Regions from separate parts of the Homo sapiens genome. Here regions 1, 2, 3, 4, 5 and 7 are each linked to region 6. Evidence: chromatin loops called from intact Hi-C (ENCODE). Cell type or tissue: IMR-90. All regions are shown on one strand. Links, peaks and the distances in the headings refer to the core of each region. The heading gives the core; the rest is flanking DNA.

Region 1 (4,604 bases), core at 262-4,261, 380 kb after region 6:
TCTTACCACACCTTTTCCTCCCAGTTGCCCTTCTCCTAATCTCTGATCACCCTACAGATGATACAACAATGGCAGCTGAATTTTTTCATTCTTTATGAAGCAATTACCATTGCCAGGCACTGGGGTGGTCTCTAAAGTTATCATATGAACAAAGGAAGATCCCTGTCTAGGAGAACGCTATGGTGTGGCCAAGCTTTCTCTGGCTGACTGTTGCTGTTCTGTCCCCTTGCTTACATATTCCCTACAGCCGGGCTAGACCTAAGTCCTTTATTTTCTTAACCCCTACAAACAAGTCATAATTTTGCCCAGCCTGCAGAATCAAGATGCCCTCTCATTTGGCTTCTTTATCCCAAATGTCTTGTGCTTTATATCTGTGGCCTGGAAGTTTCTATAGGATGTACAGAAGGGCCCTTTGAGAAGACTGTGGGGAGGTGAGACAGTGAGCTACAAGGCATTTTCTACTTAATGGCAGACCAAAGAGATATTCTTAGCCTTCTCTTTAGCCTCTCTGTCTCCCTGACTCAAAGCTGAGTTTTTATGGCTTCTTCTTCTCCTTTCTGCTCCCTCACCCTGCAAGTTACCCCTACCACCCCTTAAATGCAAAGGAGCTATAAGATGTCTATTTACATCCTATCTTGGACATCATTAGAGAGCATGGTAGCCCCCAAACTAGAAAGCTCTGTTCACCTTTATTCAGTCATTCAGCTAACACATATTGAAAGTCCACTAGGCACCAGCATCTAGTTATAGTGCAGGGGATATGGCAGTGAACAAGGCAAATGGAAATTCCTGCCTTCATGGAGTTTATATTGTGGCAAACTCTAGGGCCAGCGTAGTAGAGTGGCACTAATATAGGCACATACACTGGGACCCGATAGGACTCCAAGATCCACCTGCAACATTCACTTACTATCTACTCTGAGTGTGGTGACCTGCTGGCCATCATCCTGGCCCTCCCCGTTCTTTCGAACACAAAACCTGACCTACAACCAGAGATAAGATCAGCCAAATGACCCACTGACCCATGAACAAAAAAGAAAAATATTTGTTGTTTAAACCACTGCGATTTCACGGTTGTTTTTAATACAGCATCACTGTAGCACGAGAAAACTGATAAACAGTGTGAAAACACTTCATCACCAAAGGATTCTGGGGAGTATCCCATGAATATCAGTTTCCAGCATACGTTCAAAGACAAAAGGCATCCACATTCTTGTTGACTTGTGTGAGGCCCCCATGAGGGACATGCCAGAGCCTAGGGTCCTCCAGCTCTCTCACCCCATCACAGCTTTCATTCAGGTTTAATGAACTGCTCTTCTATTTGTCTAATGTCACTGTTTTCTCCAACTCGGCTGTACAGTACCAGGACTGTCTAGAAAAACCCATTACCTCTATTATTCTGCCAATAGCAAATCAGTAGAATTGCTTGTTCCTTAATTGATAGAATATACTCTCCTCCTCCTGATAGATTACCCTGGTCTAACAGCTCCAAGACCGATTCCCCAGTGTCTGACTACCATCCAATCCAGAGCTATTGGTTTATACTTTCAGTAATAAATCCTAACCTATCAATATATAATAGCTCTTCATAATCAACATCCACAGATTCTGTCTGGGCTCAGAAGCAACCACCAGCCATTTTTCACATGCCTATAATTAGCAGTGGCCAGATGATGTTTGTATATCTTAGCACAATACTCCTTCCCCATCCAGTAATGATAACACATTTTATATAAATTCAAGCTGATTTAATTCTCTTGTCAGAGTATGGGGATATAAATATATTTAGGCATGTGTAATAGTCTGTAAATCAAAATAGTTCAGCTGACCTGAGTACTGTGGTAAGAGAATCCTGTTCTACCTCTCCAGGAGGCTGACTATGGGCTGGTGCAAAAGAACTGTCTCAAACAGATCAGCAAAGAGAGTTAGCTAGAAGAGGTAATGCACATAATTTATTAGAAGTTCGTCGATCTAAGTACATTTCGCAAGGTTATGATGATCTCATCTTGATCTAAGAGCAACCAGTCTTAGGCCAAAATGTACAGTCTCAATGTTATCATTAGTTAGGAAGAATAAGTTCTGGTGTTCTATTGCACCAGGGTGACTATAGTTAACAATAACAGACTGCATATTTCAAATAGCTGGAAGAGAGGATTTTAAGTTCTCAACACAAAGAAATGATAAATAGTTAAGGTGGTGGGTGTGCTAGTTACCCTGATTTGATCATTACATGATATATGCATGTATGGAAATACTACGTTTTACCCCATAAATACATAAACTATTTGTCAATCAAAGATAAAATAAAACTTTTAAAAAGGTACAGACTACTGGTGTTTAACACCAAAGGGTACTCATGTACAGATAAACTTTGGAAGAGAGAATTTACATTAAGGGTGAATGGTGGGGAGGAGGAATGAGCACAACCAAGTTCACATTGCTTAAATGCCTCTAGCAGGCAAGTTCACCAGCCATGAGGAAAAGAGGACAAGAATGTCCCCTTGCTTCTTATAAATTAAACATCACAAAAGAAAGCCGGTGAGAAGAAGGGAAGAAAAAGTGCCCTAAACAAGGTAATAAAACTATAAACTTAATGAGGGCCAGTTTACAGCTTTGCAGTCTCTCTACTTTATAACATGCCCTTATGAGCCAGCCTGTCAGGATAATGTAATTGAGAACTTGCTATAAAACATATGTTTAATGGAGCCAGGGGCCAAAGAAAACACTGTGTCATTATAATAAGCAGGCTGGTAAGTAAAATGATATCTTTTAAAGGTTAAAATAGAGTTGCTTTCAGAACTGGGCCAGTCTTCTTCTTCAAATATTGCTTCACTAATGATTTCTTCACTTCACTTACAAAATGCATCTCTGAGGAGATTTGTTACAAATGTGATCCCTGCCTGGGAAGTAAACTGCTCACCATACAGAAGGCTCTGGCATTTATTCTCCAGTTTTATATAACTTGGAGAATGATGTTAAAATTGGCAAATGCATCTGAGGCACACCAGGCAACAGGATTTTTTTTTTAATCCACTCATTGTCCGATGCAGTTCAACTTGAAAGAGATACAACAGAGAAAAGATTGATCCTTTGTGGCCTATTCTCTTTCCAGAAGGTAAAAGCAATTCTCATCAACAGAGCCCAGTGCTCCGTGGGGTCATCTCCATTCTGCTCTGGGGAATTCGTTGCTCATAAGGGCATGAATATTTTTTAAAAATAAGAAAGAAAAGGAGAAAAATGAAAACTGATTCTGGGATCTGGAAGGCCCCACCTGTTCAAGGCCCGTCCCTGGTCTAAACCTAATACTTGCTGACTGACCTCTAAGATCCTTCTTTGGGGGAACTAATAGATGAGCTTCCTCAATAATAACCTTTGAGACTGGTGCTTCTTAGGCTTTGAGGTTGGCATTTTAAACAATGCTCAAATCCACCCATTCTGCCCAATTCTACTTGCTCTTGTTTGTTGTCGTATGTGGAGGTGGGGGTCTGGTAAACTGCACAACTGGTTAAAGGAGCAGCCCAACCCCTCCTGAGAAGACTCTGGGAGGCAAAATGGCTCCCCTTAGAGCAGCTGGTGCTCTCTGCGTGATGCTGGGTGTCTCACATCACCTCTCTGGACCTCAGTTAAAGCACCTGTGAGAAACGGGGCTTGTAAAAATGGTACCACAGGAGGGGGTTGACCCTCCAGATCTCTGAGTCACTTCCAGTTTTAATAAACTATGGCTAAATAGAATGACAAGATTATATGCCAACTAAACCACTAAATGGCAGTATCTGCCCTCCCTTTTCTTTCATACTAGTAAAAACTCCTGAGTTTTGGCTGAACACATAGCTGACCAGAACAAAGACTACATTTCCCAGTCTTTCTTGCAGTTAAGTGAGGACATGTGACCAAGTGCTGACCAATGAGATAGATGCAGATGTATCATATGTCAAATTCCCCAGGAACCTTCCTTAAAAGGCAATTCACACATAATCTTTCCCACTTGATCTATCATGCTGCCTGAAAGATAGATGCAATAGCTAGAGCTCTTGCTACTGTTTTGGACCATAAGGATGAGAGCTACACCTAGGGATAGTGGACCAAGGAGCTGAAAGAATTCCTGTACCCTGAGTTCTTCATCTAGCTGAACCTCTGTATCAGTCCTGGATTGCCCACCTACACTACTTTGAATAAGATAGTTTAGAAGTGAACTATCTTATTTAAGTCATGTTATTTGGCCCTCTGTTACTTGGAGATTATCTATGCATTATATGCAACATATAAATATAACTAAATTATTCATTCCACAAATATTGACAATGCATAGGTATAGTTGTCATTCAATGAAGTGATCTTTTGAAAACACAAAGCACATTATATCACTTCATGCTTAAAGGCCTTCAGCAGCTCCCATTACCTATTAGGGATAAAATCCAAATACCTTCTATGCCCTCAAGGCTCTCCTTCACCAGCCCTCTGACCACATCTCACACCTTTCTTCATCATGACCAGTGTTGCCCAAAGCAGACATGTCTTCTTTCCACTTCTGTAAACTGTCAAGCTCATTCTGGCTTTGGGGCTTTTGTAGTTGCTATTTGCTCTTCCTGAAAGACTCTTGTCCA
Region 2 (4,539 bases), core at 1-4,000, 1.3 Mb after region 6:
ATGAATTTTGTTCCTAACTTAGATAATTTTAGTTATCAGATCAAAACCACCATACACTTTGTTTAAATCAGAACATGCTGAATTGGTTTTCTTTACCCCTTCAAAAAGCTCCCTCCTGTTAAGCATATTATTGATGGGCTTTCGAAAAATGACTTTTAGCTTTACAAAGTCATTTTTAGCGAAAAAATAAAAAAGGACTCAACCCCAGGAATCTCCTGCCTCATTTATCTAATGAGCACATGGAGTGGATTTTAAAAGAGAGTTATTGTCCTAAAATATAGGAACAGAGATGTACTAGAATTTATCTCTTAAAGTAGCACTTGAGTGACATCCACTGGCCAGACAGCTTTGTTGGCTGTGTGAGAGAGATGTTACCTCTGATAAGTGTCAAATAAGAGAACATTTGAAGACAGATACTCTTAATAGTTGTACATAAATGTCCAAAAAGCAAATGATTTCTACCTTTAAAAATTTATATCCACTACTGTAGACAGATCTTCATGCTATTTCTGGAAATCTATGCCACATGTCTCAGTTTAAATGGCAAAAAAATTCAAAAGCTTAACAATACAATTTCTTGGTCAGACTGGGGAAAATAGTTTTTTTTTTTTTTTTTTTTTGGCAGGGTGTCACTTTGTCATCCAGGCTAGAGTGAAGTGGTGTGATCATGGTTCACTGTAGCTCCAACCTCCCAGGCTCAAGTGATCCTCCTGCTTCAGCCTCCCAAGTAGTTGGGACTACAGGCTTGTACCACTATGCCTGGCTAATTTTAAAATTTTATGTAGAGAAGGGGGTCTCACTATGTTGCTCAGGCTGGTCTCCAACTCCTGGGCTCAAGTGATCCTTCAGCCTTGGCCTCCCAAAGTGCTGGAACTACAGGCATGCGCCACTGTGCCTCGCCAAAAATAGGTATTTTCATAATGTGAAATGCTACAACCCTTTAAAAGGAAATTTGGCAATACCTAACAAAACCATATATGCATTTATCCTTTGGTTCAGCAATTCCACTTTAGCCTGAAGACACACTTCCACCAACATAAAAATATATATTTACAAGATTGCTTATTGCAACATGAATTGGCAATCACAAAATATTGGTAACCTACTAAATACACAAATATAGAAGGGTGGTTGAAGAAACTATAGTATTAATACATACACACAATGCAGTACCATGCAGGTGTAAGAAAGAGAACAAGGAAAACCTGTATGAACTGATATGGTGAAATTCTCAGGACATATTGTTGGGCAGACAGAGAGATAACTTTTAACAGCTGACATCCATATCAGTGCTGTTTTTTGACCTAATCCAGTCATCATTTAAGTTTTTAGTACTAGAAATTTCAGGTGAATCAGGAATGGTAGAGGTGGGTGGGGAAGGTATTTTGAGCCAGGTACAACATCTATCTTTGGCTTCCACATGCCAGCCGTTCCTACATATTAATGTAGTCTATTTGGGGACTCGGGGGTCAGGTCACTTATCTGATGTGTATATACATAGATGGATAGATAAGAGACCCAAAGCAGATAATAAATACATGTGTTTGGGTTTAAGGTATATGAATTGAACCAGACACGGACTCTGCCATCTTGCAATATTCACAGACAAGTCATGCTTGAGTCTGGTAATTTCATTCACTCCAAGATTTCACACTGATCTGTTCACATGGGTGTGTGTTGATTTACATTTCTGCCTTATTTTCAGTAGTCCCTCATTGGCCTGAAAGGCTGAGTTGGTATCGTGTGGGAAAACCCTACTACTTTCCAAATTGTAAAATTTGTCCTGCTTCTGTAGAGTAATGCTCACGTTTCCCTTACCATTGCTTTTATCCCAGTGGGCTTATTTTTATTTTTTATTTTTCTTATCTTGTTCTCTTTCCTCTTCTCACTTTGAATTTCAAAGTTATCTTTGTTGCATTTATTTATTCTATTAAGATGTAGGGGCTCGTAAAAATTTCCATTAAAAAAACAGAAAGCAAAAAACAGTAGACTGGCACAGAAGAAGCCACGTGTGCTGCGTAACTGGAGGAAAAACCGTTTTTTCCTGAGATGTCTCTCTGACGCCATCTACTGACAAAGCTGAACATCATGCCAGCTGGCAAAGGAAAAATATTTTAAACAGTCTGAAAAGAATGAACTCGGACCCGAGACAGTAAATTCATAACCTGCAAGGGAAGTGCTCATATATACTTCACATAGCAATTCCTTCAACAGGTTAGTTAATTTTTTCATAAAATATGTTCTCATCTTTTGTCTTTCTCCTTCTCAATATGTAATTCACAAGTATGTGCACATTATTTTTTATTATTTATTTATTTATTTATTTGAGATGGATTTTCACTCTTGTTGCCCGGGCTGGAGTGCAATGGTGCAATCTCAGCTCACTGCAGCCTCTGCCTCCTGGGTTCAAGAGATTCTCCTGCCTCAGCAACCCAAGTAGCTGGGATTACAGGCATGCACCACCACACCTGGCTAATTTTGTATTTTTTTAGTAGAAATGGAGTTTCACCATGTTGGCCAGGCTAGTCTCAAACTCTTGACTTCAGGTGATCCACCTGCCTCAGCCTCCCAAAGTGCTGGGATTGCAGGTGTGAGGCACAGAGCCCAGCTGCACATTATTTTTTACTGCTTAATTTCTATATATTTTTTCTTGTACCAAGCTAGAGGGATCCTTTAACATTTTTTTCAATTAGAAGAATATACTATCACCTGTTCTTTCCTGACTCCCTTCACTTCTTGTGAGGAAGGAAAAATACAGCGAGTATGTTTTTACAATTGAAGACAAATAAATGTATAGATAGGTAGACGTATGGATGAATACATAGTTGGATACATACACAAAGAGAAAGAAAATAGAAACAGATTAAGAGAAGAATGCATGAACAAACAAAACATAGAGGCATACATTTATCAAAAATTGAATACTGTAGGACATAAATGTATTCATTGGCATTCGAAATTTGGGGCATTTTAGGATCACATTTCATCCAAGGCGTGGTACCTGTCTTTGTTCCCAACCCGCGAGTCCCTCTCCTCTTGATCCTAACATACCAGTTTAGTATCTTTGGGGGTAGATCATTTATCTCTATTTAATTAGTTTTCAAAACAGATGATAAGAATGTGCCTGTCTGGAGGTCTGTATAAAAGGAACTTTTTTTACTGTCTAATCTTTGTTCAGTCGTTAATTTGTATTGAAATTCCAGGGAATTATTTATTCTGCTCCTTCAGAACTCAAGTTTGCTATAAACAAATGAGGAAAACAGCAAATTATTTCCTTGGAACTGAATAAAAATAAATGTAAATGATTCCTACGCGTTTTGATGTACAAAAGTAGTCCTACCTTATCCATGGTTTTGGTTATCTGCAGTCAACCTCAGTTCAGAAGAATGAAATGGAAAATTCCAGAAGCAAATAATTCATACGTTTTAAATTACATGCCATACCGCGTATCATCATGATTTCCCAGTATGAAATCATCCCTTTGCCCAGTGCATCCACTGTTTCCACACTCCCCGCCAGTGAGTCACTTGGTAGCTGTCTCAGTTATCAGATCAACTGTTGCAGCATCGTAGTGCTTGTGTTCAAGTAATCCTTATTTTAATAAAAATGCCTCCAAAGTGCAAGAGTAGAGATGATGGCAATTCGGATATGTGAAAAAGAAGCCATAAAGTGTTTCCTTTAAGTGAAAAGGTGAAAGTCTTCGACTTAATAAGGAAAGAAAAAAAATCGTATGCTGGGGTTGCTAAGATCTATGATAAGAATGAATCTTCTCTTTGTGAAATTGTGAAGAAGAAAAAAGAAATTCATGCTAGTTTTGCTGTTGCATCTCAAACTGCAAAAATTATGGCCATCCATTGTGTGCCAAGTGCTTAGTTAAATGGAAAAGGTATTACATTTATTGGTGGAAGACATGAAGAGAAAATGTGTTCTGATTGATGGCAATGTTAGGCCAAAAAGCATTCAGCTACATGAAGACTTCAGCAAGGGATCCCCTAAAACTAGTGACATCAAGCCATTTACTGCAAGTAAGGGATGGTTAAACGGATTCAGGAGTACAGAAGGTCAATGGTAGCTTATTGCTGTCACAATGACTACATCATTCACCTCACTTCATCTCATCATGTAGGCAGTGTATCATCTTGCATCAACATAAGAAAATATGTACAATACAATATTTGGGAGAGAGGCCACATTCACATAACTCTTTTTACAGTGTATCATTACAGTTGTTCTATGTTATTATTAGTTATTATTGTTAATCTCTTACTATGTTTAATATATAAATTAAACTTTATTATAGGTATGTATGTATAGGAAAAAAAACATAGTTTACATAGGAGTTCGGTACACTCCATGGTTTCAGGCATCTACCTGGGGAGTCTTGGAAAGTGTTCCCCCAGGATAAGGCGGGGGCTAGTGTACAATAAAAAGCAGTATTTATTAAGCACATAAACATTCTTTCAGATCTATTATTCATTTATTTAAATTTGTAAACATTTATAGGGTACAGGTGCAATTCTGTTACATGCATAGATCATG
Region 3 (4,604 bases), core at 371-4,370, 900 kb after region 6:
CTAATAATCTCCCTCACCTTCTCTGCCTGCCACTAATGAAAGAGAATAGGTGATTGCACCTCCGGCTATGTTCTGCGCCTAATGACTCCTCCAAAGGCAGATTTATGAAGAAAAAATTAACTTTGAATGAGGATTGAATTGGCCCTGACAGTCTGATAGACTGTGACACAGATTCTGTGGCAAAACAGACGTAGCTCTAATTGATTATCAATATTTTAAGCAAAGTGATGAAAATAAGCATTAAGTGATGAGAAAGGCAGTCTTAATACAGTAGGCAGTAACCAGGACATAAGAGAGTCTATGGGGAGTTTTGCACTGATTGCTATTACTGAATTTTATCTGTCGATTTTTACCTTTGCTTCCTGGCAGCCATTGTCCCTCCTTGGTGTACTATTTTTTTTCCTCAAAAATCTATGACTAGAATGTTAATCTCACTGATAACACTGACAAAGCTATCTGCAGTCTCTTCCTCTGGAGAAGTTTGTTTAATATTTAACTCATTTTGAATTGAGGTTAGCTTTCGTAGTTTTGAAAGAACTGAGACTTTTTATGAAGATTTTAGATTAACAAATTTCATTCACATACTGTTTCTAAATTTAGTACTATCCATGAAATATAAACTAGCCTAAAATATTGCATATTGCATGTCACATATTTCTCATAATATCAGGCATTATATCCTTTACATAATTTGTAGCATTGACATCATTTGTAGCCTTCATCTTATGAATAAAATGAAGACATTTATCTAGAAATACTATATATATATACACACACAGAGTGAGTCTATGTATATATACTATAGTTACTTACAAAATATATTTTCAAACTAACAACAGAAATTCAACTTAGATAATTATATGTTCATGTGATGCTTCGTAAGTTAATTTAATAACACTTGAAATTGTTATATACCTTTTTCCTTATAAGTTATATTTAGTCCTCTATATTAAAACAGAGAAAAAAGATCACTTAAAAAATCAGTAGCAATTTCATTCAGTGTTAAAATTGATGAGCCAAGAACATACTATATAACATCACGTAATGCTGTGCTTGCTTACTATTAAATAGGTTTTAGATAAATTAGCTTATTTAACACAGAAACTATACGTATTTTTTCTTGTGGCAAAATACTCTGAATTATTAGTCATCAGTATTTATATTGTTTTGTGAAATTAATTTCAGCCAGAAATTGTGCAATTATTGAAAACTTGAAATTCTCCAGGTTACTTTGGAGAAAGTGAGTCATTTTTATTTTTCCAAAGGTCTCCCCAAGTAAGTTATTAGAGGCAAAAATAAGGTAATACAGAGATGCTACAGTACAATGCTTCTCAATCTTTCTCATGTCATGAAATGCAAAAGGATATATTTCGTTGGTACACCAGGTTAAACTGGTGAGGCTGCTCTTGGCCAAAGGCTACTGCTCTCAAACTCCAGCCACCTCAGACCCTGCCTGGTTGTCTGGAGGGCTGAGAGGATGATATTTTAGCACACATATTACTTAGTAGTAGCTAAATAGTTGGGAAGCTCTGAGTGTATTGCAGATAGAGAACTACATTTATAAAGCCCAGATTGAATAATAATGGTTTGAAAGTTAAATCTATCTAAAATCTGTCCAAATATCTAAAAACAATTCTAAAAATCATCCTATCTAGAAAGAGAAGAACAAATATATCTCTAGACATAATTTTTGTTAGATGGATTGCTGATCTTAATTGTATTTTCCACTTAATGTTGGTTGTAATATCTGCTAAGATTATTCAAATTTTAATCTTTGTTTTGACCCCTATTAAAGCAGAATATATATTTAAACTTTATTCTCTGAAAAATGTTAAATAAAATAAAGTTATCTCTTGGCAGAATAATATTGTCACTCATTCTTAGAGAGTCTAGAATGATTTTTTGAAACTCCAAAGACGTTAAAACTAATCAAATCCAGCTCTTAGTTGACTATTTAAGAAATAGCAGCTCAGATCACAATTAGATCACTGCTATGCTAAAACTAAAATCCAGTTTTCCCGATTCCGAGGCCATTCCCTTTCAGCTCTACTCTGTGATGTTTAAAAATCTTCATATGAGAACTTCCAAAATGTTATAAATTATAAAATTCACATATTCTTTTATAGCTGTAAGAAGTAATTTGCTAGCAATTTTCACTTATACATTAGGTGATGCTTTTAGGTAGGGTTTCAGTAAGGTAATGTCAATTTTTCTAATTCTTTATTTACAGTGTCTTCCCAAAAAAGCCTGACATTTTCTGTTTTAGTGTTCAAAATATCCAGTGAAAAAAAATGGAAAGCTATTCATCGTGCTGAAGTTTACTTTGTGCTAAAAATTATTTTATTATAAAGGAATTATATTCTAGTAAAAATAGATTAAGAAACATTCTAGTTTGGATAAGAATTCTACAAACACCGATATTGGGTACTTTGTCCTCTGTCATTCCATTTGTTAACATTCCAACAGACAGAAGAAGCAGACAGATACATTATTCTTTTTGCGCCACCTAGCGAAACTCGGGTGCTGTATATTTACCACACTATACCCAACTTGCAATGTGTGTTACACTTAGCTCCTGCTCATTACACCTGTAAGAAATTCACAAAAGAAAAAAAGAAAGCTCTAACCCCACTAACATTGACTTTTCATCATATTTTGGTAAATTTTTGAAGACTGAAATATTATTAGTAAAAATATGAATACTTATGCTCAATTCTGAAGGCATTGCCTTGAACAAAAGACATCACATGGGGGTAAAGTTTTTAATTATGCTCTTCCAGTTGTAAATACAAGATTTTACCAAATGAAAGTACATTCTGGAGTAACATTCAAAGTACTGAAAAGAGATGGGATGAAATTAGATTGAAGACTGTACAAAATATTTTAAGGATCTCAAACTCATTAAGTGTTTTTTATTTAATGAGGTTTTCTTTTATCATAAATCAAAAATATTGGTAAAATAACTTGTGCCACACTTATGCTTTGAAATGAAAATAGTAATGTTGTGTAATGCTAGACTGACTGATTTGTAGTTTGAAAGAACACTGTGTTAAAGCTTCTATTTATCTATTTTTTTAAAATTTGTGTTTCAAGTGTTTGAAGTGAAATCTCTTGCATTTTTTTTAATTAATACTACACAAGCATTCTGCTGCTTAACTTGTAGGTCTTAATTTTTAATAATATTAAATTTCAAGGTCATGCTTTCAGAATGCTGACACAAGATAAAATAATACTATTGTCAGTGTCATTGTTTTATGTTGATGTAATAAAAAGTACCTAATGTAAAAAAATAGAAAAAATAATTTATCCAGTAGGAGAAAATTGTTCCTTATGTATCTAAATTTGTTGTGTATGAGGAAATATAGGACTTGTGGTGGCTGTAACTATAGTTCTGAAGATTTTTATTTGATTTGACATATGATTACTCTGAAAATTCATAAGATTTACTGCTCTTAAATATGTGCTATAAAGATATAGATATAAATATATGTGCTATAAAGATAAAGATATATAATTTAAAGGTATATATTTACTTTCACTTTGAAAGTATATATTTCTAATTTTTAATATTGAATTATACCCTAAATGAATTTTTTAGTAAGGGAAGACTTTACGCTTAGAAAATTGTAGATAAGCATGTTTATACATGAGTGCAGATATATAAAACGTACATCTTCTAGTTAAAACATACATCTTTTAACTAGAAGATGAGGTTTTAACTTCTTTTAACTAGAAGATGTGTGTTTTATATATCCACACATATATCTTAAAAAGAGAAGTTTTGAGGAGTTATGCCAGATTTTATATCTGAATATTAATATTCATATGGCTAGAATGGAATGTACTAATTAATGTAATTTTTTGAGACACTGATAAATCTCAGAATGTCCTTTCTTGTCTTAAATGTTTCTAAAACATTTAAGTAACATGAACAGAATTAAATCTTTAATGTATTAACATTCCTCAGAGTCATCATTTTGTGAGTTAATTTTTACTTTAGTTCAATAAACATTTATCGAGGAGCTAATGAGCCATGTCTGATATGACACTATGCTAAAATCAGTAAGATATCGGACCTCAAGTAGTTGGCAGTCTAGTGGGGAAGAAAGACACTTGTTCAATTGGCTATAGTAGAAAAATACAGTTTTCTCAGACCTAAGAGGAGGAATTAATGTGGACTGAGATAATAGGGCAATGCATCATGGAGCAACAATTAGTGTTGTTGAATATTATGAGTGTAGATAAAGCAAGTATGAACTACAGAGCTAAATTTGTAGTTGTGACACAGCATCTCCAGAAACTTTAAAAATATATATATATATCTTCTCAAATTATAAAGTGAAAAAGATTCAGCAGTAGTCTGCTTAAAAGTACATGTGCCCACACGTGCATGCATGCACACATACATATATACACACCAGATTCTATACAATTTCTCGGAAATATTGGAGAAACCACTTTACATATACTTAGTACATATTTCCCTAAATGAAATTTTGTTGTAAGAAAAGGATTCATTACTAGAAATTTGTACATTGATTTTTTAAGTGTACAAATTATATCATAAATAGAACAGACACATGCATTTTAAACAATAATTACTA
Region 4 (4,604 bases), core at 225-4,224, 1.0 Mb after region 6:
CTCCACTGCTTCCACTCCTTCTCTCCTCCTCCTATCATTTCCACATCCTGGCACACCACAGGTTTACCAGAAGATGTATGAGCTAAAGCCATTTTCTACTTGCCTGAACTCAAGAATATTGCCAGCTTATTATAAACCATACTGTCAGAAATATACAGATTTATATAAGAATTGTTTAGCCAACTTCCGTGTCTTTAGTACTGTTACTAAATTAGCACTTTTGTTTATGCTGTGCTTCCTGTATCTGCTACCATTTCTTAAGTGCTTTTAATGCTTCCCTATCGCTGTGTGGAGCACAGGTTATCATCTCCCAGATTTTTGTGGCTTGCTTTTTCACATCATTTTTGCCTTCTGAAATACCACCATGTCAGAGAGTTCTTCTCTGGTTACCCCATCTGAAATAGTTTCCTTTCCTCCTTTCTAGCCCTCTAGCCTGCTCTATTTTCCTTGATATTATATTATTTACTTGTTTATTATTTGTCTCCCTCATTAAAACATAAGCTCATGAAGGAAGAAACTCTCATTCATTTCCAAGTCCTACTATGTGGAACAATGCCTGGTACATTGAATGTGCTCACTTATTTGAAAAGAGAGGGATGGAGGGAGGGAGGGAAGATGTGGGGGGGAAATCTCTCAACCACCCTATGATGTTTAGGCTATTACTATCTCCATGCCATAGATGAGAAAATGGAGACCAACACTCTTGAACCACTTGCCCAAAGCCACACAGCTGGTACATAGCAGAGACAGGGTTTAACCCAGATAGCCCAAACCCAGAGCCCTTAAAACTCACCACTGAGGGTGCAGCGCACCAGCATGGCACGTGTATACATATGTAACTAACCTGCACAATGTGCACATGTACCCTAAAACTTAGAGTATAATAAAAAAAAAAATAATAAATAAAAAAAAAAAGAAACTTAAAAAAAAAAAAAAAACTCACCACTGAAAGACATTTAATTTTTTAAGTTACAAAAACTTTTTATAATTTGACATTTTCTTCCATGAAGTTTTATTTTTTAATGGTAACTTTACTGCCCTTTAAATTTCAGTTATTCAACAAATGTTTATTGACTGCTTACTAGATAATAAAGCACACTCCACTAAGTTCTGGAGGTGACACAAAGAGGTATGTCCCCTCTAGCTGGGGAGAAGAAGCTTTCACTCAAGAAGAGATTTGCAAGGCAGCATATGCTAAAAGCCAAATGAATTATGCAAGAGGCCCTTTTACTCACAGGTGGCAAGGTGTGGCATCATCACAAAGTGGACATCAGGCATGGCCTTAAATGACAGGGAGGATTAAGAGAAGGTGAGAGCATTCCAGGTGAGAAGAGTTGAATGAGACATTTAGTGTGGATTTTGTTTTTAATAAAGCTTAGCCTGATGCCCAGTTCACTTTCACTTATTGAAATATTTAACAAATTCTTCTTCATTGATACAGTCACATTAACATTATTCCTATTACTTAATCTGATATAGTAAGCAGTTTAAGGTGAGTTTGTCTTGGATCCCGTCCAAAGTGGAGTTCCTTTCAGACACTTCAGGAGCCTCGTCCGCATATGTAACATGGTCCTGTAGCATAAGCTTCCCAGAAGACTAATAGAAAAGCCCTATTCCACTTAAGGAGTTTTCTCATCTTTTAAATTATTTGTGTATATCAGTTCTGGAAATTTGTTCTCGGTGATATTGGTCTCGAACAACCTCAAAATGTTGGAGTTGGATAGATTTATAATGCTTGCCTTGTATGTGTTTTAAAAGAAACATTTAAAATGTACTGTTTTGAAAGGGAAAACAATTGGATGTGCTCACTTATTTGAAACCTGTGTTCATGAGAAATTTAAAACTTTAGAATTCCAATTAAGCTTTATGAGATGTTTTGTCCACAAATTTTATTGAATAGCCAGCTTTACCATACAAACATATTGTTGTTTGCTTTTTTGTTGTTCTTGTAAAGCACTTAAAAATACTTTACATTTCAAAGTTTTTTATTATCTGTCTTGTAACATAAGAAGGAATTTTTTTAATGTTTTTATTGTTGACTATAATTTGAGCTAATTTAATATGAAAATAAGATAATCTTTTGTATTATTTATGTATTTGTAGCAATATTATTAGTATATATTTTTTTCCTGGAATAGTAACATAAGTAACTCAGTAACTGTGGGGCCAACTGACCCAAATTTTTTGTAACATAAAATGCATCTTTGGGAAAATTCATAAAATATTAGTATTTAAAAGGAGTCAGTTGAAGTTGCTGGTTGTTACTTGTCATGATCACATCTGGGGCAATAGTGCCATCTTCAGTTCTCAGCCTGGCATTGTTATTAGAGGAGATTGGTTTATGTTTGTAATCTACAAATGCAGTATGAAAAGACTAAAATTTTCTTTTCAAATGAAAGATTGATATGGACCTTGTCATCTTTATTTACTAGTTTTAAAATTTGTATAACATTTGGTATTTTAAAAGAAAACTCTGTGTTATAAAATGTGAAATTGTCAAATATAACTTGAAGAAGCAGGAGAGCCTAATTTTTATACTATAAACATCAACAGTAACTAATACAATTTTTTAAAAATTTTTCATCACAAAAGGAAAGTGATTTTCTATACTTTGAGTTAAGTATTGATTATTGTGGTCTGTAATGACTTGGCTTTCTGAGTCTATTATTTTTTATTTTACTATGAAGTATATATCCCTTCCATTAACATCTAGCAGAAAACATTTTATTTACAAATAATATGTTTATTAAAAAATCATCAAGTACTAATGGTGTGTTTCCTTCATGTTTACCATGTAAATGTTTTAAAACATCCCATATTAATTCTCCCAGTAACTTTGTTACTTGTCTTTAATTTTACTTCATGGCTAATGAATACAAGATACTGTGTGTGTTGGGCATTTATGCAGCACATATAAACCATAACTCATTTTAAATCACATTTTCCCAATCTTAAAATTGGCACAAAATTGTTAAATGACAAATTGACATGAAAAACTTAAGAAACTGAATTTAAAACAACGTAATATATATTATTGATATGTTTTATTCTGCTTCCCAAAGTGACAGGGTTATACTCAAGACATACATTTGTGGTCACTGACATGAGAATTTTGAGTAAGAAGCAATTTAAAACATTTTTATGTCTATTTTCATACAATAGAGCTGAGGTACTGTAAAGCTGAAAATGTAAATCTCCTGTGAATCTTTCAAATTTTAATTTAACATGCGTTTACAACCAGTAAAATGATTCCCACATTGAAACAAAAAAGCTATGTTGGTGTATTTTCATATTGTGAGTAAGGCAAACTGGCTTTCTCCTATCTGCTCTGTCACTTTGTTAGTTCTGAAGTGATCTTTAAAGAAACACAAAGATAATGATGTTTTTCTGTAATCTTTCTCCTTCTTTCCTTTATAATTTTTCCAATGCTATTTTGTTAAGCATTGGTTTTGGCAAGCCTCTATGATAACACTTTTATTTGTATTAGGAGCTGGTTGTATGTCCAAATTTAAAGCTACAAACACTGCAAGCTTTAGACATCAAGTACTGTTTGTGAGGTCACCTCTGACATTTAATACTAATGATTTCCTTTACAACTCCAAATAGAGAATATGTTTAGAGAAAAAATTCAAGTGGTCCAACATTTCATTCATATGAGACATCATCCTGAAGTCAGAAATAATGTCTTTTGGTTGGGAATTAGTGACTGTGAAATAATTCTAGTGAAATTAACTAAGACCTATACAGACAAATGTAGTTTTCATATTGACATTGAAGTTGGATTACACAGACTAGTACCCATTATGACTTTCCTTTGCCATATTAACATTATTATATATGTAATTAATAAAAAATTTATCTACTTGTATGGGATGTGTTAATATTAATAAATTAGCTGGGCAAAGAATCTTCTCTCATTTCACATGCTCAATTAGTACATTGCATAATTAAAATCTAGAGGAGCTTTCATTGTATAAAGCATGTGGGACTATTTACTCTTACATGGCACTCTGACAGTGCTTGGTTTTATTATGTGGGAAGATATATTCTTCCAAAGGTGGGAGTATTGGCTGTGGTGGCTGCTACTTGCAAGCATTTCATTCTCATCTGATTATTTCTCACAAGAGAAAAGACTGGTTTCAGCTGTCAGGGACACATCTTCATAAGAGCCATCTTTCCCACAAATAGACTAGAACTTGCACAAGACTATAATCATTATAAATTGTGATTGGTCAAAAATTGAGACAAAGATTTTTTCAGATAACATTTTTGTTGAATGTATGAAACCAAATTTCCTTTAATACTCTTTATATTTATCTCTGTAACAACATTAAACCTTTCAAGGATAAAGCTGCTATAAAAATTAGTTTGCTGCAAAAAACTCCACCTTCGTGTCAAACCACTTATTACTATTGTTAAGTAAATGTGACTATTATCCATGAACCCTAAATCCCAAAATTTTTAAGTGCCTTAGCTGAGTATACAATCAATCCTAATTCAACTATGTCTTCATATCAGCTTAAAATGAATTTAAACAGCAAGGGTGTAAGTCATTATGTTACATTTTTTCTGCCCAGCTAGCATGTGAAAAAACTGAAATATAA
Region 5 (4,604 bases), core at 429-4,428, 560 kb after region 6:
CAGAAACTGCCTACATTTGTTTTCTATTGCTGCTACCACACATTATCATAAATTTAGTGTCTTAAAACAATACAACTTGATTATTTTGCAGTTCTGTAGCCTAGAATTCCTACACAAGTTTCACTGTACTAAAATCACGGTATAGAAAGGGCTGCATTCCTTCTGCACACTCTGGGTGAATTTCTTGCCTTACCTTTTTCATCTTCTAGAGGCCACTTGCACTCCCTGCCTCCTCCAGCTTCAAAGCCAGAAACTTTGCATCTCTCTGAACATTCTTCCTTAGTCACATCTCTCTGAGACTTTCCTCTTTGGCCTCCCTCTTTTAAGTACCCACGTAATTACAGGGGATGCACCCAAATAATCCAGGATACATTCCCTATTTTAAGGTCAACTGACTTGCAAACTTAATCCCCCTTTGTCATGTAAGCCAACATATTTACAGGTTACAGGGATCAGGATGTGGATATCTTTGGAGGGGGCATTATTTTGTCTAACACACTTCTCTGTTACTACCAAGGCAAATCAGAGGACCTGCCTTTTTCTTTCCAAAGCTTCCTTTGATGGCTATTCTTACCTAATCTCACCTGTCTAAAAAGTTTTTAAAGGAAGTCTAGAACTGAAACTCACCCAGGGAGAATCCTGGGCCCTTTTAGGCAAGCACTGGGCAAGACTAATTTTAATGGAAATTATGTAAGCCTTAAAAGAAACACAACTGCTGACAAGTGAGAATTTCAGTAAATAAATATATTGCACACAAGACAGATAATTACATTTTAAGCCAGTAATGCCAGTAAACATAATACAAAACAATGTAGCACAAGTACTGAAAATTTGGATAGACTAATAGACTTTTTTGAAGTCATTTTTAAGGGTAGTTTATTTTATTCTTCCTTTCCACGGAAGCATAGAAATGTATTCAATAAATATGCAACAGAAGGACAATCAATCTAATATCAAAGTGACTAGAGAGTTAATGCCAGGGCTCCATGGGTATGCTGACATTCCAGAATAGAGAGGACTGAAGGTCAGAGACTCTGGGTAACCTGCACATTAAGAACGTCCTCAAGTTATCGGGGGGAAAGATAGAGTCCTTTCTGTTCTACACAAAGGGGCAGATCTAAAATCACAGTCCCTCAAAATCTCTAAAAATTTTTGCAAGATTTGAAGAGAGCTTTGTTCCAAACTCCAGTGCACACAATATAAACACACATTATCAATACTTACAATAAGAGATTGGAATTAAAGTGCACACCACCTCCCAAAGTTTTTCAAAACTGCTTCTAATCACAAAAAGGTAAATTAAAAATCCTCTCTATGTTACAGTAGTTTAAAAGGTAAATAATGGAAGTAGAAAGGAGATGTACATTTGTTGAAACCTGTTATGTACCAGGCACCTTACATAACTTATTTTTATTTGATCCTCACAATAATTGGCAAGGTGTGTGCTGCAGGACACTAAGAGGTCATAGATTTTAGGAGGCTAAGAAATGACCTAAAACTTTACATCTAATAGTTGGTATAGCAAAGATTTGAAGTCAAGAATATCTGCCTCTAAAAATTAGCCGTATACTATGACAACACATCCCAAATAAAGATGTATAAAAAGTACTTGGCTCTTCATAGATATTATATAAAATATGGGACAATATTAGTGATATACCTAAATTTAGACATTAGAAAGAAGTCCTTCTTAATTTACTCTGTAATTGTAACTCAGTTGTTCATCTTACAGGTCCCTATAGTAATAATTAAACATTCCTTTCTTTGTTTTATATGTGTTTTCAAACTGCTATTAAAGATCCTTGGTCAGCAGCCTTTATATCTTTTGGCGTTTTGCTGCTAATGCTCGGTAAACATGGGCAGCCAAGGAAAATGCAGATGGTGCTATGGAACACAAACCACGACAACATATGGTATACATTTAGTCCTAACAAAGTGCGCTTCTTAACCTCTGGGTGTCGCTTCACCATTCCTTTATAAGACTACTCATTTCCAGGGAAGGTTTAGTTTCCAAAACCAGGGCAACAGGCCCACATGTGTTATATGGCCATTCAGATGCACAGATTATGTGTCCTAATACCTTTAAGCAAGTGCATTTAGCACATGCTTCCTAGCACTATCATGTGTATTTATGAACTGTTTTGCCCAGATGGTAAGCTCCTCGAGGACAAGTGCCATGCCTGAAATCTCACCTTATTAACTGTGCATGGCAGAGTAACAATGTTATCTATCTTGCATATAGAGACACACAACCTATAAATTGCTCTTCTAGGTAAACCTCCTAACTACACTGCTACATTGTGACAATTGTCACATCTTCTAGATGAGGCTCACACAGGCTAAGCAATTAGCCAGAATCACAAACTAACAGGCAATGTTTTCTTCTTGCCCACAAGAGAAAGCTTTTCTTGTCTTGCAACACTTTATTGTTTTTTTCTTTTAAGGTTTTTATTACAAAGGTCAATGTCTATTGGCCTTTTAATAAAAGTAATTATTATTTAGTACTTAGTATACATATGCAAGGCATTGTTCTAAGGGTTTTACAAATATTAACTCATTTAATCCTCCTAACCATTCCATGAGATAGACACTATTTTTATCCACATTTTACAGATAAGGAAACTGAGGGACAGAGAGATTAACTTGTCCAAAATCAGAGGACTGGTAAACAGTAGCAGTGAAATTTGAATCCAGCAGTGAAGCATAGCTCCACAGTGTGTGCTCTTAAACATACACTATTCTGCTTGAATAAGAGTCTACAAAGATCCTTACTCAGGACATATGAGGAGTTGTTCAGCAAGAAAAGAAGCATGTTTACTCCTCCCTATTTGATGTATTTGATTATATTCTAAAACCTTTCCTCATGCCAATAGAACTCCGCGTATTATACTAAACTTTCCTGCACCGAAGGCATATGTAATGGTTACCTTGACTGACATGTAAAATACCCAAAACAAAATACCCCGAGACTCGAGGATTTTTTGTTTCATGAATTAGACACCAAAAAAAAAATTGTCTAGGCATCAGAAGTGTTATACACTCACATCTGTAAGTCTTTCTTGGGATTTTCAGATTTCTTATACAAGATTTTTTTTTGTCTGAAATATTTCAGTGCTCACTCAATGCCTGAGCTTGAAAATTATCTAATCCTTTTTAATTTTTTCATTTTCAGCTACTTTGCCTTCAGGCATAGGGCAGGGCAAGCACTTGCTTTCAATATGATGTTTAACACTTTTTATGTTTTTATTTTCGTCATCTTGAAAACATGCTAGTAAACATCCAAACATACTGTAAAGATTTAAAATTTGGGGTGTGTATACGTATATCAACAGGAGTTATGAATTATGTATATTGCAGGCCTATATAAATTAGATTTTGAAGAACAAGCATCACAGTAATCAAGCGGGTCATAATAAGACATTCCATGTGAAATGTAAAAACTACCTTGAATAAATTATCTGTAAGTTAACATTCTCATTAGAATGACATATTTATTATTTCTGGGTTTGTGATATTGCTTTAATGTATTTTGGCTAACTGTTTTAATGGCATATTAAGAAACCATTTCAGGCCTTTTTTCCCCGTTGGAATTTGCAGACTTTTATTTCCGTTTGAACTAAAATAATATAATATTAAAAACAATCCCCCACTTCCCAATGTACAATACCATTTTCTTCTGCCCAGAAATATTTAATTAAAGCAGGATATAACCTCAGTAATTATTTTTACACAGAATGACTCTTAAATTAATAGTCAGTTGTATGACTAAAAATTGGGAGACTGACAATCAAAACAATCTTAAATGCTTTGTTTATGTGATGAAAATGAGTGATCCTTTAATTCCCTCACACACATTAAACTGATTTCACAGATTTTCTGTACTGGTGTTTAACATAGTCAAGTGCTTGAGGTTATGTAAAATAAACAATCTTGAGATCTTATTGCAAATGTTTGCAATTTATGATGTAAACTGATTTGTGAAGAAAAAACAGGATCCTATGTCGCTGAAGCCAAAGAGGCATTTTTCAGAAATCAAAATAGTTCCGAAATTTGAGCATTGCATTATACTAAAGTATTACCATCTGAGGACCCAAAAAAGTTATAAATCTGGGGAAAAACTCAAAATAGATGTACATCAGTTCAGCTCCAAGCAAAGGCACCGATCTTACTATCTTACTGTGTCTCTTGTATCATAGGGTCCTTAACACTAATGATGTCTTAAACAATCTCTTTTAACTCAGTTTTTCCCAGTCATTGATTTTGCAACTCGGGAAGGTTTTGCATGCCCAAAAGATTTGGGGAGCAGAGGATGGGGGTGTCCTTTATTAATTATATTAGGATTATTGAGTTTCGACCCAAACTACAAGCATGTTGGGCCTTATTTAAATTTAAAGTGAATTCCTCAGACCCCTTCTTGGGATGGTTCGGGGAACTACGAGTTTGGAACTCTTGTTCACACACCGAGGCGCCTGCCCCAGAGTTTGGACACTGGCATTCCGGGAGAGCAGGCCTTGCGGGAGTCTGGACCCGAAGGGCGAGACTCCACAGGGCCAAGGAAAGCGGCCTCTGTCCTCCGTTAGTCTTGGGGGAGCAGACGCAAGAGG
Region 6 (4,604 bases), core at 181-4,180:
CAGATCCAGAAAAGACAAAACAGAAAATGTGAGTGACCCAGAGGTGTGAACTGGCTAGGTGGGAGTTGCAGAGAGCTTCTGAGGAGAGGGTGGTAGAGTGCTGGATAGAGTACTGTGGGGAGCATAAATGAACGACCCAGGCCGAGGAGCCTGCCAAGGGAGGCAAGAAGCACAGGGTGGCTACAGGGAATGTCACGGATGCCCAACCTCAGTTATTACAGTCATTAAACTGGTTTTGTTTCATTTCATAACATTCACTAGAATGAATTAATTTCCAGAGCTTATTGGGCTGTCATTTTGTGATATAAGAAAACAAAAGAAACTTACTCATTACAGTGACTAAAGAGAAGGGAGGTAACTTCCAACTGTTAGTTAGTTGAAATGGAATTCCCTATCTGATAACTATTTCACAAAAGTAGCATTTCAAACCCAGCTTGTGGAGCTCTCCATTGAATGAGAAATGGGGCAGAACCATCTGTCAGCACATCTTCTTGAAGCTTCCTTCTAAAGGAGAGCCCTTCAGGCTGGGTGTGCGGCCCTCACACCCAAGGCACACTGCTGACCTCCTTCCCTGATAGCCGCTCTTCCACTTAGTCATACCAGTGCTTCCTGACGTTTAAAATACCTGAATTTTTGGTAGCACATTTGAGGAAATTAAAAGGCAAACACTTTTTTAAAAAAATAAAAGCAAATTTCAGAAAACTTTCTATAATTATCCTGTTATTTTTTCGTTTGCCCATTGACACCATGTAGCTGCTTGAGTGGAAATGTTTACTGGCCCAATAAAGTTCTCCTGTGCCCTCTTGGGAGTAGAGCTCTTCTGGGTTTCAGTAAACCTGGGCTCTTTCTGTGGCCCTGATTTCCTTTCCCATTTCTACCTTTGCCTATCGCAGCAAGTTGACCCCTGCCCCACACCACCCACCCAAACAGCCTTGCTCCGCCAAGTACCCAGCCCCTCACTGACCTCACCTCAACTGTGTAAAAACAAATTAGTCACACTGATCCAAATGTGTCTGGATGGATTGCCCCCCCACACATAGAATATGAGTCGAGGGGGAACTTGTTTTCCATCTCTGGAGCAGCCTTATAGAAAGGCTTAAAAATCTTCAGCCTCACAACTTTCACAGAGCCACAGAGCTTTCCTCTGTAGTCGGTGATTGTCTGTATCTGGAAGCCATTTTTAAAAATAGAAAAGGAAATGTCTTTCACTGTTTTAAAATGCACACACTGGCAGGTAGTAGTGATAGCTATTTCAGTACCGCAGACACCACACTGAAAACACTTTCTATACTTTACCTCATTTACTCCTCACAGCAACCTTTACCTACAACAACAGCCAGCATCTAAAAAGGCACTGTTACTATTCTGTTTTTCACATGGGATGACTGAAGCTTAGAGAACAGTAAAATGACGCCCTAAAGTCACACAGCTACTAACAGAGCCATGATTTGCACCCAGCCAGGCTGAGCTCAGAGACAGCACTCTGAAATGCCTAATTCAGTGGCTATTTCATTTATACTCATTATTAATGATTGAAGTTTTCTAGAACCTAAGACTGCGAGCTTACCTAACCCAGGTTCTCCTTTCCACCTGGCTACACTCATTTCCTTATTTGATACAATGCCTTCTTCCTTATATGGTTCTTTACGAAGTGTAGTCAACAGGCTTTTAATTCATTGCTTCCTGCCTCTTTAGTCCTCTCCCACCTTCAATTCTTTCCCAAGATCTCGGCCACAATACTGTTTCCTCTCTACTGTTTTTTACTCACATCTTCCACAAGGGGGCACATTCTGACCATAAAGCTTTGAGGCTCTCCAGTCAGCTAAAATACAACCAGCGTCACCCTAATGCTTTCATTCTGTTACAAGAAATGCCTTTATTCAAGCTACATTCCTCATTGTTATTTCACGTAGGGGAAACAACAGTAAAAAAGGAAACCATATAATTTTTGTAGACTGTTTGACCATAATTCATTCACTGGATTTCTATGTTAGGTATGGAATCCATTAAGCAGGATATTGAAGCTTATGAATGGAAACCTAGTAATTCCTCTTTAATAAACATGAGTTACTTTTATTTCTTAAACTTTATTAGGCATTTACTCAAAACATTACTCAGAAATGTTTGTTAATAATATGAATGATGATTTTGATTCCGTTTGCGTTGTTACTATGTCTAAGGGTCCAAAACACAAAGTCTGGATTATTCATAAAGACTGAGAAAATGGCTGGCATTTGAATGTAAATCTTAGTGCTTGAGCCTAACTCCATCTTGACACTTCTCACCAACCCTAAGGAAGGAGTGGCTGCTACCACAGTGGCCTTTTTGTGTAGCTGAGGAAACCAAGACATGAGGAGATTCGTTCAGGCCTTATAAGAGTCACATATGGGGAATAGGCCCGGTTCTTGTCAGCTCCCTGAGGCTACACTGGTCACCAAGCAGAACTACCGCAAGAGGAAAATGAAGAATGAAAGAAATATGAAGACAATTCTAACATTAAAGGCAGGCTCACCTTGTCCTCTTTGCCTGCCAGACTTCTAAATGGTGGATTCCTCCCTGTTTAGTTTCGGGCTCTCTTCTCTTCTCCTTCACTCTTCTCCTAAACAATTGCATCCACTTGCAGGACTTTGAATATCTCCCCAGACCTCTCCTCTGACACACTTCCCCTGAGTCATAGCTAACTGCCTGTCTGAAAACTCCATGTGGAGGACTCCTTGCCGTAGTAAACTGAGTAAGTCCAAATTGAAGCAATTGATTTCCTGCCACGTCCCTGAAAAAGCATCACCATCCTCCCAGCATCCTCCTTTCCCAATTTCAGAAAACGGCCCTGATGTCTACCCGGTTACTAAAAGCAGACCCCTGGGAGCCACACTGACATCCACCTGTGCCTCTTCCCACACTCAAATGCATCAGCCAGTCCTCTTGATTCTATGTCTAAAATAGATCTTGTATTTTTCCACTTTTTTTTTTTTTCCATTTTGTGTTCAAGTTTCTGCAGTCTCTGGCCTGGACCACAGCAGAAGCTTCTCCCTGGAGCACTGTTTCCATTCGTGTTCCTCCTTCCACAATCCAGTCTCCACACAGAAGCCAGATTAGTCTTCTTAAAATATAGATTTGACTATTATTTATCCTGCTTAAAACCCTTAACTTCTCCTGACACATGAAATAAAACCTCAATTCCTTATTATGGCCCACAATGTCCTGTACCCTCTGGTCCCCACCACCTGTCCAGCATTAATCCACTGCTCACTTGGCTCAGCTGCCTTCTGTGGGACCCAGAGCAGGCCATGCTGCCTCGTACCTCAGGGCCTCTGTGCTGGCTGTTCCTTCAGGCCTTCCTTCACCACCCTAGCTAGGTCAGTCCTGGTTATTTTCTAGTATCCTAATTTTTTCCTTTCTGACACTTCTCACAGCCAATAATTATTTTGTTAATTTAGTTGCTTACTCATTTATTATCTCCCTCCCAAACTATGTAATTCCAAAGCTGGTTCAGTCAATAAAATCACTATTCATAACAGAGATGGATAAAAATGTGAATAGTCCAATTAAATTAAATAGTAGTCAGACTAATTAAATAGTCCAATTTTATTTGCAAATCCCTGTTCTGCCAAGGTAAAAAATGTAATATGAATTGAAGTGGTCCCCTATCCATTTCCATGGGGTTGTGCACAATTTGTAAGGGGATTACATGGGCACCCCATTAAGATGTCCATGTTCTCTGTCCACACAGCACCTGCAATGACAACTATTGTCCTTCCAGGTCTCTGTCAAGTGTTCACAAAGGCCACCAGAGGGACATTCTCTTCTAATCACAGGCGTCCTCCATCCAGTGAATCTCACCACTGTTTCTATCAGGTGCAATCCACATCATTTTGCAGCTCCTGCACCATGCTGGGGTCTGGACAGACTGTGTTGTTGGATGAGGCGTGGTCTGTCTCAACATGACTCTGCAGTCTTTCCTACCTGGAACAGGCACTAAGCCCCTTTTTCAAGACCCATCAACATCTGGACTCCTATTACCCCTCCTCCAACTCTCCTATATTTTCAGTTTAGTTCAGTGAATCATTTCCTAGAAGGAAGAGTGGAGGGGACAGATAGGAGCCTTGCTCTTATCTTTAAGGTTTCTTACTCAAATATTTTATGCTGTATTAAGTCTGTGTGTTCCTCTGAGGGCCTAATTTTTTGAAACACAAAATCAAAGAGAAGCTTTTTTCTCTGCTTACTGTTTTCATATCACTTCCCCAAATCTATGAACCCCAAAAACATAATTAGTTGAATTGGGGGAAAGAACTTAAAAAGGAGATGGGAATATATATATAAATAAGATAAGTTAAGGGTTCAAAATATCTCTCCCTTACACTAGTATTGTGCCTGGTACATTGTTAGTGTGTAATAGGTATTTGTAAATTAAGAATTAATAATAATAAATGAATGAATACATATTCAGCATTGTCAGAAAACTGCAGTTAGGCAGGAAGTCCAGATTACAAATTAAGAGGGACAAGTTCTATTCTTTACCTTCCTGCTGAGTGCTTGATCCTCTACAGTTCACTTAATTATTCCATTTCGAGCCTTCACAATAGACACATATTTATGGTTGATTC
Region 7 (4,604 bases), core at 321-4,320, 73 kb after region 6:
GCGTCAGTGTCTTATCTAATTGCATGGTTGTTAGAAAAACAAAGTCTAGAATCTCACAGGCCTCAAGCCAGCCTTGTAATATACTCAGGAACTGAAATCAGCATCAGCTTCTCCTTCTCCTGATGGCATGTTGTTAAGAGAACAAGCTTAGAATCAGGTAATCCACAGTGTCAGCCCAGCTCTGTCACTCACAAGGTCTGTAATCTGGAGCACACTTCTCCCAACCTCAGTTTCTTCGTCATTTAAGTTGGTATAATAATATCCACCTCACAGTGCTGGATAAAGTACTAAATAATGTTTGTAACATGTCAGCTCCATACCTGACATATAGGAAGGGCTCGATGATAGTAGTTACTATTATTTTTTAAAACTGCAGAATCAAATTTTCAAAAGACTGCAGACACTTAGTTCTTTCACTGTGAACTCCTGTCTTTCATCTCAGAGAAGTGCCATGTTAGAAGAGAAAGGCCACCATTGATGTCAATATCAATGTTTTAAAAACTTACTGTGTAATGCACTGCAGTGACATACCTAGCATATTTGATGCCTGGAGTGGATCATTTTTTAACATCCCTTCCTCTCTATGATAAAATTATTTTCAGTAATTATCACATAAGAATTAGTAATAATCATTATTTTCTCAAATTGTTCCTTCGTTTTAAAAACAAATAATTAACAATTTTATTAGAAAAGCAAAGTTCAATTTTAAATATATTCAAATTCAGTAAAACATTTCATGTACGAACTAAAATTTGCGCTTGCCAAACTAAAATATTATACCTTGAAGTTCAGAGTTTCCTTCTTCTAAATTTGAAACATAAAACCTCTGAGTGATTACACAGAAATGACAGAATTGGTGTAAATCAAGATCTTTGTGTCCTTGTTTCTACAATCACTGAGCTACCATCATTTTTGAATCTACCATTTAAACACAGGAAGAGATGATACCACCAGGGCTGGAGACAAAACCTTCAGGGGAACCAATAGGTCCATCAATTTCGAACCATTATACACTTGCTTTATACAAAACTCCTGAGGCTGAGTCCACTTCTGCTGAGGAGTGGAGTGGGGAAGGCACCTTGAATAACTGGGCATTCTTCAAATTGACTTCCTTAATAAAGAATACAATGTTTATTAAAGGATAAGTAATTAAAAACCAGGAGAATACATAGCTTACATATATTCTATTAAAACTCAATAGTAACCACAACAGTTCCCTGGAATTTAAACCAACAAGAGATTTTGGGGATAAAGTAATTTGATCACTGACATTGTTTAGAATTGTTGGCTTATGTTGATAATGAAAAGCAAATCAACCTTTTTTTTTTGAGACAGTGTCTCACTCTGTCACCCAGGCTAGAGTGCAGTGGCACGATCACAATTCACTGCAGCCTCCATCTCCTGTGCTCAAGCCATTCTTCCACCTCAGCCTCCCATATAGCTAGGACCACAGTCATGCACCATCACACCTGGATAATTTTTTAAAATTTCTGTAGAGATGGGGGTCTTGCAGTGTTGCCCAGGCTGGTCTTGAACTTCTGGGCTCAAACAAGCCTCATGCCTCGGGCTCCCAAAGTATTGGGATTACAGGTGTGAGATATTGCGCCTGGCTGCAAATAAACTTTTAGTCAGCTTTCCTATTGCTTTTAAATTCTTTACAGACAAAACACCTCTTACTTCCTACACCTGGTGCATCCTCCCTCTGTCCTGCCCTTGGCATTCTACCATTCCAGTTATTTCCTTCACCTGTGAATTTCCAGAATCTTCTGAATTCCCCACACCTAGTATAGCCCTTTCTACATAGTAGGTACTTAATGACTATTTGTTGAATTATGAATGCCAGCCATGCTACATTTTCTCATGCTCATTATTTTTAAAATGTCCAAGGGCAAGGATTTTTATCTGCATTTTACAATCAGTCTTTGAGATATTATATAACATGTCCAAATTCACACAGCTCATTAGTAGCAGAGCTGGGATTCGAACCGAGGTCTCTCTGGCTCATGTGCATTGAGCACACGTCCATGTACACAGCTTCTCATCTGTGCCATACTGCGCTGACACTTTTGACTACTGACTTCAGAATTTATAATGCATAATTAAAGAAGTACCCTTTGTGGGTACTATTCAAGCTTGTTTGCATCCTAAATGCAAGTTGGAAAAATATTTGGCACCAGTGACTGTCACATTCATTAGGCAACTTAAACCCATCTGCAGCTCTATTGATATTCATCAGCCCTGCTAAATCATTTACACCATCAGGAAATTAGTCTAGAATGACACTCCCTTTCAGAAAAAGGAACCAGGAAAATCCAGAGAGGCAAGAAGCTGAACCCTGATGGGAGGCGAATAATAGCAGGTAACTGCTCCAGGCCCCACTGCCAGGGGAACAAGGGAGTCGCTGTCATCCATAGGTTGGAGAAATAAAAACCCAGCCACAGTGGGATTTTCATTCATATGGCAACACAATCCAGTGCTTGGCAAGTCACTGAGCCTGCACAGCCAACCATCTGTTTCAAAGCCTCCTGCATTTTCCCATTCATGTAGCCATTTAATCTGCCCTTGGCAGGATTGAAAATAAAATTCGGGAGACTCGCTGAGAAATGCATGCCTCAGAGAAGCCCTGACTCAGATAAACCCAGACCTAGCACACCCTGGCCACTGCAGGAAGCTGCACAAAGTCCCTTCCAGCTCAGGGATCTTTTTCTAATCAGAAATTATCCCACACGCTGTCACCAGGGGGAGCCCCCACAGGAAGCTGCTGGCCTGCAAGAGCACTGCGGAGGGGCTCGGAGGACCTCAGAGCTTCTGACTCAGCCACCTTTGCTGTTGCAAAGGTTGAGACCAGGAGGGAGATTTGGGCCTTTTCCTTTTTCAGCTAGACGTGGCACGAATATGGGGAAATGAACAGTTGAGTTATCTTACCATATCTTCTATTTAAGGGCTCGGGAGTTAAGGGAACACCAGGTTGCAAATGTATTTTATAATGTCCACTTATAGACCAGACATCTTTTATTTTAAAAACTTTTTTTTTTAAAAAGTAAAAATTTGTCTAGAAATGCTCAGTCCCATGAAATGTCCTTGTGGCAGAGCTCAAATATGCATCCTACATAATTATAAATTAAAGGATTTGACGTTTTATAAATTCTCTGAAGTCAGTGGGTCCAGACCCAGAGGAGCATCCAAATGACCCAAGAACCTTTAAAAAACATAGGTGTGACTCAGCTGATATGAGTGGATGTCCAGGCAACTGTATTAGAAACTGATTTCAGAACAACTGCTTGAAAAGAGGCTCCATAACCCTATTTTATCTGCCTAAACCAGCAAGGGCTCTGAATTTCAGTTTGATGATGCCAAATAAAAGAGTTACTTGGTTCTTCTAAATAGACTTCTACCCCGGAATCTGTATTTCCCAGACTTGCTCGCTTTTACAGATTGTCTGGGAATTGGTTCTCAAACTTGACTGCACATCAACATCATCTACAGCTCCTTAAAAAGCCCCAGTGCCTAGGTGCCGCCCCCAGTGACTCTGATTTTATAGGTCTGCAATGGGACCTGGACATCAGGATATTTTAAAGCCCCACTGGCGGCTGTAATGTGCAGCACAATTTGAGAACCATTAATGGAGGGGGCTGTCAGAAGCACAGATGTCCAGGCCCCAAGCTAGACCCACGGAATCGGTGTCTTTAAAGAGGATCCAGGGTAACTGAATTTTTACCATGCATTACAAGTAGGCATTATGATCTGGCAAGTCTATGAACCAAAAGAAGCTCACATTTCTTTTTTGCAGGAGACCGTAGTCCTTCCCTGTCCCTGCAGTAGTGAGAGCAGTCATTTTGATAGAGCTGCGGTAGAGGAGGCCTGTGGCTGGTCTGGGGCCAACCTTGGGCTCCCACCCTCCCTCCTTCTGCCAACCATCTACACACATGTGGATGTTTCTATAAATCACTTCTGATCTGTGGTTCGTATTCAGGAAGTGTTCTGACTGCTTACCCATGTAATGATGGAGTGGAGGAAAGGTCTAATTTTGGAACAACAGTGGCTTAGGCAGCACCGTGTTCCCTGCAAGTTGAATTTCCTAAACACAGTCGCTCCACCACTCTGGCGGCTGCTCACCACAATTACACAGGCAGTTTAAGGCACTCTATCCATCACAGCAAATTACTGGCATGATCCACTCAAGAATCAGGCTGGACAGCCTTGCTGATGGCAATCTTTGCAGAACCTTCTTGATAACCAAGAGGAAGGCAAGGTGGGAGAGAGAGCTTTGCAGGTCAAGGCCATTGAATCAATTAACAAGAGCTCGCCCGATTCCAGCATGGCTTCCAATCTGACCGGGGAGACAAGATTTGTGAAAGCTGTTAGTACAGACAGCATCATACAAGAGTGTGAGTTCTTACCGCCTGGGTTTCACAGGTACAATAAAACCAGGGAAGGAAATTAACTTTTGTGGGATGTCTTACATAGTGCTAGGCTCTAACGTACATTGTTTTATGTAATTCACTCAACAGCCCCAGGATGCATCATTACTCTCATTTTGCAGATGAGGAAACTGAGGATCATTTTATCCAGATCACTCAGGTACATGGAGGCAGAGAGACACT

What was found. Hi-C counts contacts between places; a loop is a spot of excess contacts. Peaks named below come from ENCODE experiments on the same cell type or tissue, not always from the same donor. Only the 100,000 strongest peaks of a DNase experiment are listed, where the experiment ranks them.
Region 1: a loop joins it to region 6, with 8 times the contacts of the local background. A loop is called at or near these places in 2 of 110 quality-filtered maps.
Region 2: a loop joins it to region 6, with 3 times the contacts of the local background. A loop is called at or near these places in 4 of 110 quality-filtered maps.
Region 3: it touches region 6 in a loop (7-fold over the local background); 15 of 110 quality-filtered maps call a loop at or near these places.
Region 4: a loop joins it to region 6, with 16 times the contacts of the local background. A loop is called at or near these places in 12 of 110 quality-filtered maps.
Region 5: it touches region 6 in a loop (5-fold over the local background); 3 of 110 quality-filtered maps call a loop at or near these places.
Region 7: it touches region 6 in a loop (4-fold over the local background); 5 of 110 quality-filtered maps call a loop at or near these places.

The regions. Positions count from the first base shown.
Region 1 is chr3:157,911,209-157,915,812 of GRCh38, forward strand. No RefSeq gene overlaps it. Among named protein-coding and RNA genes, the nearest start is that of SHOX2, 190 kb to the right of the region's middle. In IMR-90, for the core only: no CTCF peak of the experiment used is centred there; no DNase peak of the experiment used is centred there; H3K27ac peaks cover 628 bases.
Region 2 is chr3:158,789,440-158,793,978 of GRCh38, forward strand. No RefSeq gene overlaps it. Among named protein-coding and RNA genes, the nearest start is that of MFSD1, 10 kb to the right of the region's middle. In IMR-90, for the core only: CTCF peaks have their summits at 336 (motif pointing left) and 2,073 (motif pointing left); DNase peaks (open chromatin) are centred at 332, 2,042 and 3,502; H3K27ac peaks cover 159 bases.
Region 3 is chr3:158,432,104-158,436,707 of GRCh38, forward strand. The region is part of intron 6 of RSRC1 (arginine and serine rich coiled-coil 1); the gene reads left to right. Among named protein-coding and RNA genes, the nearest start is that of UC.134, 92 kb to the right of the region's middle. In IMR-90, for the core only: a CTCF peak has its summit at 2,503; a DNase peak (open chromatin) is centred at 2,498.
Region 4 is chr3:158,530,010-158,534,613 of GRCh38, forward strand. The region is part of intron 7 of RSRC1 (arginine and serine rich coiled-coil 1); the gene reads left to right. Among named protein-coding and RNA genes, the nearest start is that of UC.134, 5.6 kb to the left of the region's middle. In IMR-90, for the core only: a CTCF peak has its summit at 2,310 (motif pointing left); a DNase peak (open chromatin) is centred at 2,292.
Region 5 is chr3:158,089,768-158,094,371 of GRCh38, forward strand. No RefSeq gene overlaps it. Among named protein-coding and RNA genes, the nearest start is that of SHOX2, 14 kb to the right of the region's middle. In IMR-90, for the core only: a CTCF peak has its summit at 1,961; no DNase peak of the experiment used is centred there; H3K27me3 peaks cover 512 bases.
Region 6 is chr3:157,531,001-157,535,604 of GRCh38, forward strand. No RefSeq gene overlaps it. Among named protein-coding and RNA genes, the nearest start is that of VEPH1, 30 kb to the left of the region's middle. RefSeq lists a cis regulatory region at 3,753-4,190. In IMR-90, for the core only: a CTCF peak has its summit at 1,785 (motif pointing right); DNase peaks (open chromatin) are centred at 361, 1,811 and 2,671; H3K4me3 peaks cover 914 bases; H3K27ac peaks cover 2,196 bases.
Region 7 is chr3:157,604,035-157,608,638 of GRCh38, forward strand. No RefSeq gene overlaps it. Among named protein-coding and RNA genes, the nearest start is that of VEPH1, 100 kb to the left of the region's middle. In IMR-90, for the core only: a CTCF peak has its summit at 2,751 (motif pointing right); a DNase peak (open chromatin) is centred at 2,737.